2 separate regions of the Homo sapiens genome follow, and region 1 is linked to region 2. The links are chromatin contacts, found by Hi-C or POLR2A ChIA-PET in ENCODE. All regions are on one chromosome and are shown on one strand. The core of a region is the stretch at or near the end of the contact, and the rest is flanking DNA. Distances in the headings are between cores, read along the strand shown.

Region 1 (4,547 bases), core at 387-2,886, 110 kb after region 2:
GAAGGTGGAAGAAGCTGCCCTCACCTCACCAGCCCCTGCTAGATACTCACACACTCACACACATGGGTGTGCAGGTGCACACACGCATGCACACACACACACACACACACACAGGGGCTGCTGGGAAGTGAGTGGGTCCCTGCTCCCTGTGGAATATGTGAAGCCACTTGGGGCCAGCTGGGCTTTGCCACATCATTCCCGCCTGTGAAAGAGGCCTCTGAGGTTCTGGTGCCACCTGGATAATTCAAAGCCCATCCAGCCTGGGGTTGTCCCCCTACCAGGATCTTCCCCAGGGCTTTGGAGGCCTCACCCTTCCTGGCCTCCAGGGGCTCCATTCATGTCCAGCATAAACACATGGCCGGGAGGGGAGGCTGGCTTTGCTGATCCCAGGGCCCAGACGTTCACAACTGGGAACTTGAAGGGTGTGGGGCCGAGTCCCAGCTCCTACACCTCTGTCCTCACCTCTGCACCAGGCCTGAGATCCCTGGTCCTAAGTACCTCCTGGGGATGATGTGAGCTCCGGGAAGAAAAGAGGAGGCAGGGCTTGATGACAGGAGCTCCTGGGGCAGGTGGGGCAGCTGGGATGACCGTGCTGGTGGCAGACTTTGAGGGGCACGGGATGCCTTGCTCTCCTCCACCCGCAGGGCTTTAACAATATGCAGCAAGCTCAGCTGGGTTTGGGAGGCCATGACAGCCCAAGCCCCCTGCAGCAACAGTGAATGTTTCTCCTGACCAAGATTGGCTGGGAAGAGACAGCAGCGTGCCATCGGGTGAAGAAGGTGGGTTGTGCAGAAAATTTCAGCTACAAGCGACAGAACACCAATTTAAACTGGTTACAGCCAAAAGGAGAGGGTTAATTGATGTAGAAGAGCTTCAGGCATAGCTGGTTCCAGGAGTCTGTCATCGGAACTTGGGGTCTCCATCCCTCCTTCTCTAGCTCTGCTTTCCCGTGTTGGTATCACTCACAGGCAGACTCGTCCTTCTGTCTTTTCCTTCTAGTCCAAGACGGGCATGGCGCCAGAGCCATCCTTGTCCCGGGTGGCCACCTCGCCAGCTGCAGAACCAACTTCCGGCAGCATTATCCGTGCTTTCCTGAGTTGACGAGCACCATGCACTCAGGGGAGCTCTACCTTGCTTTGAGGGTGGTTTGGATGTTCTCTCTTCCCTCTCTTTTCTTTCTGCCCCCAACAGAGAGACAGTTGTGGGGACAACTGAAGGGGCTTGGTACTGGCATCTGGAGGGCAGAGGCCAGAGATGCTGCTAAATACCCTACAGGGCCCAGGACAGTCCCCACAGCAGAGAATTATCCGGCCGCATTGCAGGATAGAGAAATCCTGGGACAAGTGGCTGTGGACGTCCAGGTGTGGTCATTCCTCCAGCCACAGCAGGCTTTCAGAAGTTGTCCTGAGACTGCAATGCAGGGGGGCACTGTACTCAGGAGCAGGGTGGTCCCCACCTGGGCTGAGGACAGATCTTTGGGAGGCAGCAGTGGCCTGAGCCCTGGACCAGGATGCAGGGGTCCCGGCTCTCGTTCTCCCTCATTCCCCCACTGCTCAAATGTGTCACTCCTGCCTTGCCACCCCCATTTACTTGTCTGAGGCAGGAGCTGATCTAGGAGCTGGGGAACCACTCACAGGTCTTGGGCAAAGGTCAGTGCCTGCATAGACTTGGCCAGCACAGTGTGCTTGAGCCCACCATCTCAGCCTCCTCACCACGGGGATTGTGCGGCCAGGGAAGTGCTGGCTTGCTTCCAGGTTGGTTTGGGTGTTTTCTATTTCCTCTCTTCTCGTGGCGCCCACCCGCCCCCCCGCCCCGCCCTGCCCCAGGTTCCCATTGAAATGCCGGCCAAAAGGACAGCTACACAGGCAGTTCCAGACCGCAGCCTTCCAGGGCCCTGCTCTGAGCAGCTGCCTGAGAGTCCCAGGCCGGGCGTACATTGTTCCATTTTTGGAATTCTTCGGGAGTGAGAGCAGCCTCGGCTGTCAACAGTGCTCTGTTCACAGAGGCCGGCCCGGCAAAGGAGAGAGGGCGAGCTATTGTCCAGGGCTGGGCTGCGGGCTGCAGGAATGTGCTGGAATGCCGGCCCGCATGGCACAGTCCCAGAGCGGGGCCTTTGTGTGCAAACACCACCGGGCAGCAGGGCCATCACATAAATAACGATGACCTCACCCCCAGATATCAGGCTCTGTGGTGGGATGGGGTGGGGGCGGGGGCCGGCCCCCAGAAAGGAGACCACAGGGGAGGCGCACCCTTCCCCACACACAGGGCACTGCAGCAGCCTCTGTGCAGGAACGCCAGCCAGAGTGGGGTTGGGGTGGATGTCTGCCCCTGGAAGCAGGCTGCATTTACTGTCTGGGGCCAATTGATACCCCTCAGTGCCTGAGACCTGGGCATCAGGACTCAGAGCCTCAACTCCAAAGGGTCCTGATGAAAATGCTGGTATAGGTATAGGCAGTTCAGGTCCAGGTGCAGAGGTGCAGGTATGGGCATGTGCAAGTTGCAGGTATAGGCGGAGGGGTGCAGGTATAGGCAGAGGGGTGCAGGTATAGGTGGAGGGGTGGAGGTATAGGTGGAGGACTGCAGGTATAGGTGGAGGGGTGTGGGTATAGGTGGAGGGGTGCAAGTGTAGGTGGAGGGGTGCAGGTATAGGCGGAGGGGTGCATGTGTAGGTGGAGGGGTGCAGGTATAGGTGAAGGGGTGCAGGTATAGGTGAAGGGGTGCAGGTATAGGTGGAGGGGTGCAGGTATAGGTGGAGGGGTGCAGGTATAGGTGGAGGGGTGCATGTATAGGTGGAGGGGTGCAGGTATAGGTGAAGGGGTGCAGGTACAGGTGGAGGGGTGCAGGTATAGGCGGAGGGGTGTAGGTATAGGTGGAGGACTGCAGGTATAGGCGGAGGGGTGTGGGTATAGGTGGAGGGGTGCAAGTGTAGGTGGAGAGGTGCAGGTATAGGCGGAGGGGTGCATGTGTAGGTGGAAGGGTGCAGGTATAGGTGAAGGGTTGCAGGTATAGGTGAAGGGGTGCAGGTATAGGCAGAGGGGTGCAGGTATAGGTGGAGGGGTGCAGGTATAGGTGGAGGACTGCAGGTATAGGCGGATGGGTGTGGGTATAGGTGGAGGGGTGCAAGTGTAGGTGGAGAGGTGCAGGTATAGGTGGAGGGGTGCATGTGTAGGTGGAGGGGTGCAGGTGTAGGTGGAGGGGTGCAGGTATAAGTGAAGGGGTGCAGGTACAGGTGGAGGGGTGCAGGTATAGGCGGAGGGGTGTAGGTATAGGTGGAGGACTGCAGGTATAGGTGGAGGGGTGCGGGTGTAGGTGGAGGGGTGCAGGTGAAGGTATGTGCAAGTGTGGGTAGGTGGAGGGATGGAGGTATAGGTATGTACAAATGTGAGTATAGGTGGAGGGGTGCAGGTACAGGTGAAGGGGTGCAGGTACAGGTAGAAGGGTGCAGGTTCAGGTGGAGGGGTGCAGGTATAGGTGGAGGGGTGCAGATATAGGTGGAGAGGTGCAGGTACAGGTGGAGAGGTGCAGGTACAGGTGGAGAGGTGCAGGTATAGGTGGACGGGTGCAGGTACAGGTATATGCGGGTGCAGGTACAGGTATATGCAAGTGCAGGTATAGGCAGGGGGATAGCGAGCCCTAGATACATCCCTGGGTGATGAGGCCCACTCCGCCTCCTCCAGGCTTGTCACCTCTGTGAGCTGCTGTACCTCCTTCCTCAGTAGAAAGGGGACCACAGAGATAAGTCATGCCTTCAGCACCTGCCAGCGGCAGGTGTGATGAGAAGGGTGTTTTCCCTCTGGGGTCTTCCTTCCCAAACCCCATAACCCAGTCCAACTATGAGATCAACTAAAGGGCATTCTGTGAAATCCTCAAAACCAGTCCTCAAAACTGGTGAGGATGTCACAAGCAAGCAAAGAGAGAAGCTGCCGCAGCCCAGGGAGTCTCAGGAAATGGGGTGACCCAGTGTCACGTGGGGCCCTGGATGGGGCTCTGGGACAGAAAAGGGTATTGTGGGAAAGCCAAACAAACTACAGACCTTAATTAACAAGAATGCATTGACATGAGTTCGTTAACTCTGACAAGCACACCCTACTAATATTAGATGTTCACAGTAGGGGAAGCTGGGTGTGGGGCACGCGGGAGCTCTTGCTGTGTCCGTAACTTCTCCGTGAAGCTGCAACTGTTCTAAAGTGGAAGGTGTGTAAAGCCGAATGGTTAAGAATCCAGCTCACCCTGGGACACGCAGCAGGTGCCCAGCCAGCGGCAGCCCTGACCATGAGACCAGCCCACCCCTTTCACTCTGTCTACTCAGAGAAGCCTCTTTGCTGTAACCCACACAGTGGTTGGAACTGTACAGACTTCATCATGAGGAGTAAGTGCAAGCAGGAGGTAGGAGTGCATTGGCGGGAACCTGCAGAGACTGGGCGAGTCCCTGTTCTGTCCCTTCCTGACTCCAGGGCTTGAGTGAGCGACACCACCTGCTTCTTGGGGCTGCTGTGGGGCAATGAGAAGACCCAGTGGGATTTGCAATGTAGGGCACACCTGCTCCA
Region 2 (4,534 bases), core at 2,007-4,506:
ACCGGGCACAGTGGCTCACGCCTGTAATCCCAGCACTTTGGGAGGCCGAGATGGGCAGATTCCCTTAAGTCCAGGAGTTCGAGACCAGCCTGGCCAACATGGCAAAACCCCGTCTCTACTAAAAATACAAAACTTAACCAGTAGTTCCAGCTACTCAGGAGGATGAGACGGGAGGATCACCTAAGCCTGGGAGACAGAGGGTGCAGTGAGCCAAGATCACACCACTGCACTCCAGCCTGGGCGACAAAGACAGACTTTGTCTTAAAAAAAAAGAAAAAGAAAAAGAAAAAGAAAAAAAACAAAGTCCTGCCTGACAGCATTGCTGAGAAGATGAAGTAGGACCAGGCTCAGAAAGCACATGGCTCCCATCCCGCACACAGTAGGGCCCCAGGAAGTACAGACTGTGTGGACTGTGAGGCCACAGCCGCTGAGGTGGCAGGAGTCAGGAGGAGGAGAATCTTTGCCCAAGAGCCAGTAGGTGCTTGATGAATGGGTTCCCTTCTAACTTTATGAAAAGCTCTCTTTCCTTCATCTTATTTTTACTTAATTTTTTATTTTTATTTTTTGAGACGGAGTCTCACTCGGCTGCCCAGGCTGAAGTGCAGTGGCATGATCTTGGCTCACCGCCACCTCTGCCTCTGGGGCTCAAGCGATTCTCCTGCCTCAGCCTCCTGAGTAGCTGGGACTACAGGCACATGCCACCATGCTCGGCTAATTTTTTGTATTTTAGTAGAGACGGGGTTTCATAATGTTGCCCAGGGTGGTCTCGAACTCCTGAGCTCAGGCGATCTGGCTACCTTGGCCTCCCAAAGTGCTGGGATCAGAGGCGTGAGCCACCGCGCCTGGTCTTTCCTTCCTCTTAAAACATGACTCAGAAAAAATGAAACTCCTTGGCTGGCACTATCCCTGGAGGGGCTCAGCAAGAGCACTGCAGAGGCAGAGTACTGGGGCCAGAGATTGAATTTCTCTGGCACTGTCATGGAGCTCCCCTGGGTCTCAGTTTCCCTATCCCCAAAGTGAGAATCATCACCGGATGTTGCATTGTGGGTTGTTGAGGAGTCCAAGAGATGATAGAGCAGGGACAGCCCTGAGAACAGTGGCTGACATGCAGGTGTTCATATCAGGTACTGATAAAATATTAGCACTTAACTAATAAGGGTCCAGACCGAGAGGACAGATTCTAACTAGAACCGGCCCCCGTCGCCTTCCCTGTGCCAGGGAGGCCTGTGTGGGGTGCCTTGGCCTTTCCTCTGCTGTCACAACGATCCATGGCTGCTGGTACCATGAGGAACCCGACTCCAGGAGGGCCCGGGCACGCAGCGGGCCTCATGGCAGGCCAATCCCCCACCTCCTGGCGCTCCTCTCCCTGCCTGCATGGCCGGCCCAGGAGCCTCTGCCGGGCGGGTGGCCGGGTGGGCTCCAGCGGAGGCCTCTGCTCCCTGTGTGCCCCATTGAGCACAGACGCCATCTGTCTCTGCCAGCTTCCCGGCGGCTGCAGGGCGTCTGGTCAGCTCCCTGCACACAGGCTGTGGCTTGTTTGCTGCTGAAGCGGCTCCCTTTGGGGTCTCTCTATGTCCTGGCCCAGGCTGTCTGAACTGGGAGAGTCAGAGATGTTTCCACCGGTTGGAGCTGTTTGTTTGTCTTTTCAGAGCCCACAAAGGGGCCCTGGGTGGCTCTGCTTGGAACTTGGGACTATGTGGGGACCAACCTCGGTCAGCTGGGAAGCCAGACCACACTCAGGTCTGCAGACAGGGCCATGGGGTTTGGTCTCTGCCCTGCCCTGGGGCCGGCCTGGAGTGGCCACTCACTGGCAGTGAGGCGTAGGAAGGCTGGACAGCCAGTGGGCACATTCCTGGGGCAACTTCCCAGCCTCGTGACCTCCTTGGCTCTCAAAGCAACCTTCTCAGAGCCAGGGCAACCAGAATGCTCCCTCCAGCAGGATCGGGGCCCCCTGGGAGGAGCAGGGAGGCTTTGCACAGCCAAGCTCACCCCAGTGGCTGGTCGGGCCAGAAGCAGAAGGGCCAGTCAGGATGCCCAATGGTTCTGGCCACTAGTGTGCTCTGGCCTGATGGCATCAAGCTTCAGACCCCAAGGAGAGCCACCCAGCGAGGATCAACTGGTGCCAGGGCCGCAGACACCTGGCTGCCATCTTGGAATCTGGAGCTCGCAAACAACTTCAGGACTTAGTGGCCCCAGCAGCCACAAATGAGAGCCACTGCCCTAGGGGGCAAAAGGGGCTTTGGATTCCTGGCTCGGGACTGCTGTAAATGATCCCCATCCAAAACCACCACCAGACTCACTTGTACCAGGAAGTGTACACAAATGCTGCAGGCCCCTGTGGGTGGTTACACAGACAGCGTGGAGGACCAGGCATGGAACTTTCATTCCAAGTTCCTATAGCCCCAAAGAGTCCAGAACTGGGCTTGGGTCGGGGGGAGCACAGAGCAGACACAACCGTGAGTGGCGCAAAAGGAAGAGTCCATGGGGAGGGGCGGGGCAGGCCGCTGGGCTTGTGGTGACCACAGCAGCCAGAGAATCCTGTCTGGGAGGCAGAGACCCACGTGCCCAGGGCACACAGGAGACGTTCTCAGGGCAGCTCCTTGCTGCCTGCCGAGGGCCAAGGTCACTGTCCGCAGGACGAGGCCTTAGTTGCCGGGCACCTCAAACAGGCCCACCTGCCTGACGGCCCAGGAATCTCAGAGGAGAGCTGCCGTGCTGGGGCCTGAGCACGCTGCAAAGGAGACCACAACAGGAGGATGGAGAGCAGACACGGAGGAGGACAGGCAGGAGACGCCAAAGATGCGTGGCTGGGAATCACACAGGGTCAGGGTTTGTGGTCACATTGCAAGAGGATGAAGGACCACCCAGCACAGGCGTTGTATGTGGCCTGTGTCAAAGCCCCAAGGCTCTGTTTTCAAGCAAGCAGATACTCAGGCCACGCCCGAATCACTGGCTCAGCAGGCCTGACTCCAGCCGTGTTCATCAGTCAGGATAGAGGAAGTCGTGCTGCAGGAACAGAGGATGCCAAATTTCGGCAGCTCCAGACAGCAAAGGCTGATTCCTCACACACACAACGTGTACCCCACACACCTGCAGGGGCCTCCCAGATATGCAGAGGGCAGGGGAGCACGGGGAAATCTTGCAATAAGATACTCTGCTTGGGAAATAACGCGACTCCTCCCCTTGCAACTCATTGGCCAGCTCCAGTCACATGACTCTCCCGCCAGCAGAGGGACCGGAAGTGCGCCTGCCCCAGGCTCGGAGATGAGAGCCAGGCGTCCACGGTGAACAGCACCAGAAAGCACCACGGTTTAAGGGCCTGGCCTTTGGGGCAAGTGGACCTGGGCTTGAATCGCAACCCTGGCACTGATAGCTGGATGACCCTGACAAGCTGTATCTCCCTTGAACTTCGCGTTCCTTCGCTGGGGTATGAAGACACAGCTTGTCAAGATCATCCAGCTATCAGAGCCAGGGTTGGGATTCAAGCCCAGGTCCACTCGCCCCAAAGGCCGCCCGTGAGTTGCTGTGAGGACTGAACAGGAAATGGGCGGAAATGGTTCAGCACAGTGAGTGCTCAGTGATGCGGTTGTCATTGATAATCCATCTGGAAGGGATTGCTTGTCAGTTTCAGGAGACTCAGAGACCACTCCCTCCTCCAGGAAGTCTTCCAGGCTTTAAGTCTTGGGTGGGAACTCAAACTGTGGGTGAGTTGAATTGGATTTTCCTTTCCACAAGGTGTCTGTCCCCCTGTGACTCTCACTGCCTGTCTCTCATCATGGGCAGGGACTAGGCTGAATTCCTCTCTGCATCCTAGGACTCTGCTCAGACCCTGTCACAAAGTCGGTTTTGGGAGCTGTTAGATAAATGAATGAATGAATGTTTTGAGGACTCAGCACTGAGCATTCCTGGACACGATACCATTGTTCTGAGAGCCAGAGGTTGTCTTGGGCTCCCCTTCCTGGGGGCCAGTGCTTCATTCACCACCCAAATCCTTGCCACAGTCCCTCCCTCTCCTAGGACTGGGGAGCATGTGGCCACAGCCACCCATCGTTAGCTGGGTTCTATCAGCTCCACCACATCATAAGTTGGATGTGCCTGGCAAGACTGCATCATAAGAGAGGATGGCCACCTGAGATGGAACACCAGGAGGACTAGCAGGCATGAGCAGGTGTCCTTGAACCCTGCCTCATTCACCATTGCGGCTCCAGTGTCCCTCAGCTCACATCTAGGGACACATGTAAACTCGGTAGGGCCAGACGCCAGAGAAGAAAAAGCTGGAGCATGGCTTATGGATGGTGAGCACAACCTGAGGTGGATAGCTGCTGAACCACAGCTTCGCTCAGTGATGACCTTGAAAGAAACACAAATACTTCTGATGGGCAGAGCTTCAGGCAATGCACCTGGCCCTCCGCTGTGTGTGGGAAGAGGAGCAGCCTGAGGTCAAAACACCGGGGCTGAGAGGCAGCAGTGAATGGCTTGGCCAGCTCATCAGGGGCCCGGAAGGAGAAAGATGAGGGACAAGAGGCCTGGAGCA

The links. Hi-C counts contacts between places; a loop is a spot of excess contacts on that map. ChIA-PET counts read pairs that join two places held with the same protein, here RNA polymerase II (POLR2A). Pooled maps may share reads with other maps.
Region 1: a pooled map shows a loop between it and region 2 (1.9-fold over the local background). The contact joins two enhancer-like sites. A Hi-C loop is called at or near these places in 2 of 168 maps with a recorded cell type or tissue (PC-9 and posterior vena cava) and 2 of 50 pooled maps. POLR2A ChIA-PET finds 5 or more read pairs at or near these places in 3 of 52 experiments (Caco-2, GM12878 and Panc1).

The regions. Positions count from the first base shown.
Region 1 is chr11:69,495,380-69,499,926 of GRCh38, forward strand. No RefSeq gene overlaps it. Among named protein-coding and RNA genes, the nearest start is that of LINC01488, 16 kb to the left of the region's middle. RefSeq lists enhancers at 1-2,387, 338-880, 1,060-1,875, 1,876-2,689, 4,223-4,547. Within about 2 kb of position 1,637, at least 16 of the 41 ENCODE cell types and tissues checked have a DNase peak (open chromatin) inside an H3K27ac peak, as active enhancers do.
Region 2 is chr11:69,379,280-69,383,813 of GRCh38, forward strand. No RefSeq gene overlaps it. Among named protein-coding and RNA genes, the nearest start is that of LINC02953, 44 kb to the right of the region's middle. Within about 2 kb of position 3,257, at least 7 of the 41 ENCODE cell types and tissues checked have a DNase peak (open chromatin) inside an H3K27ac peak, as active enhancers do.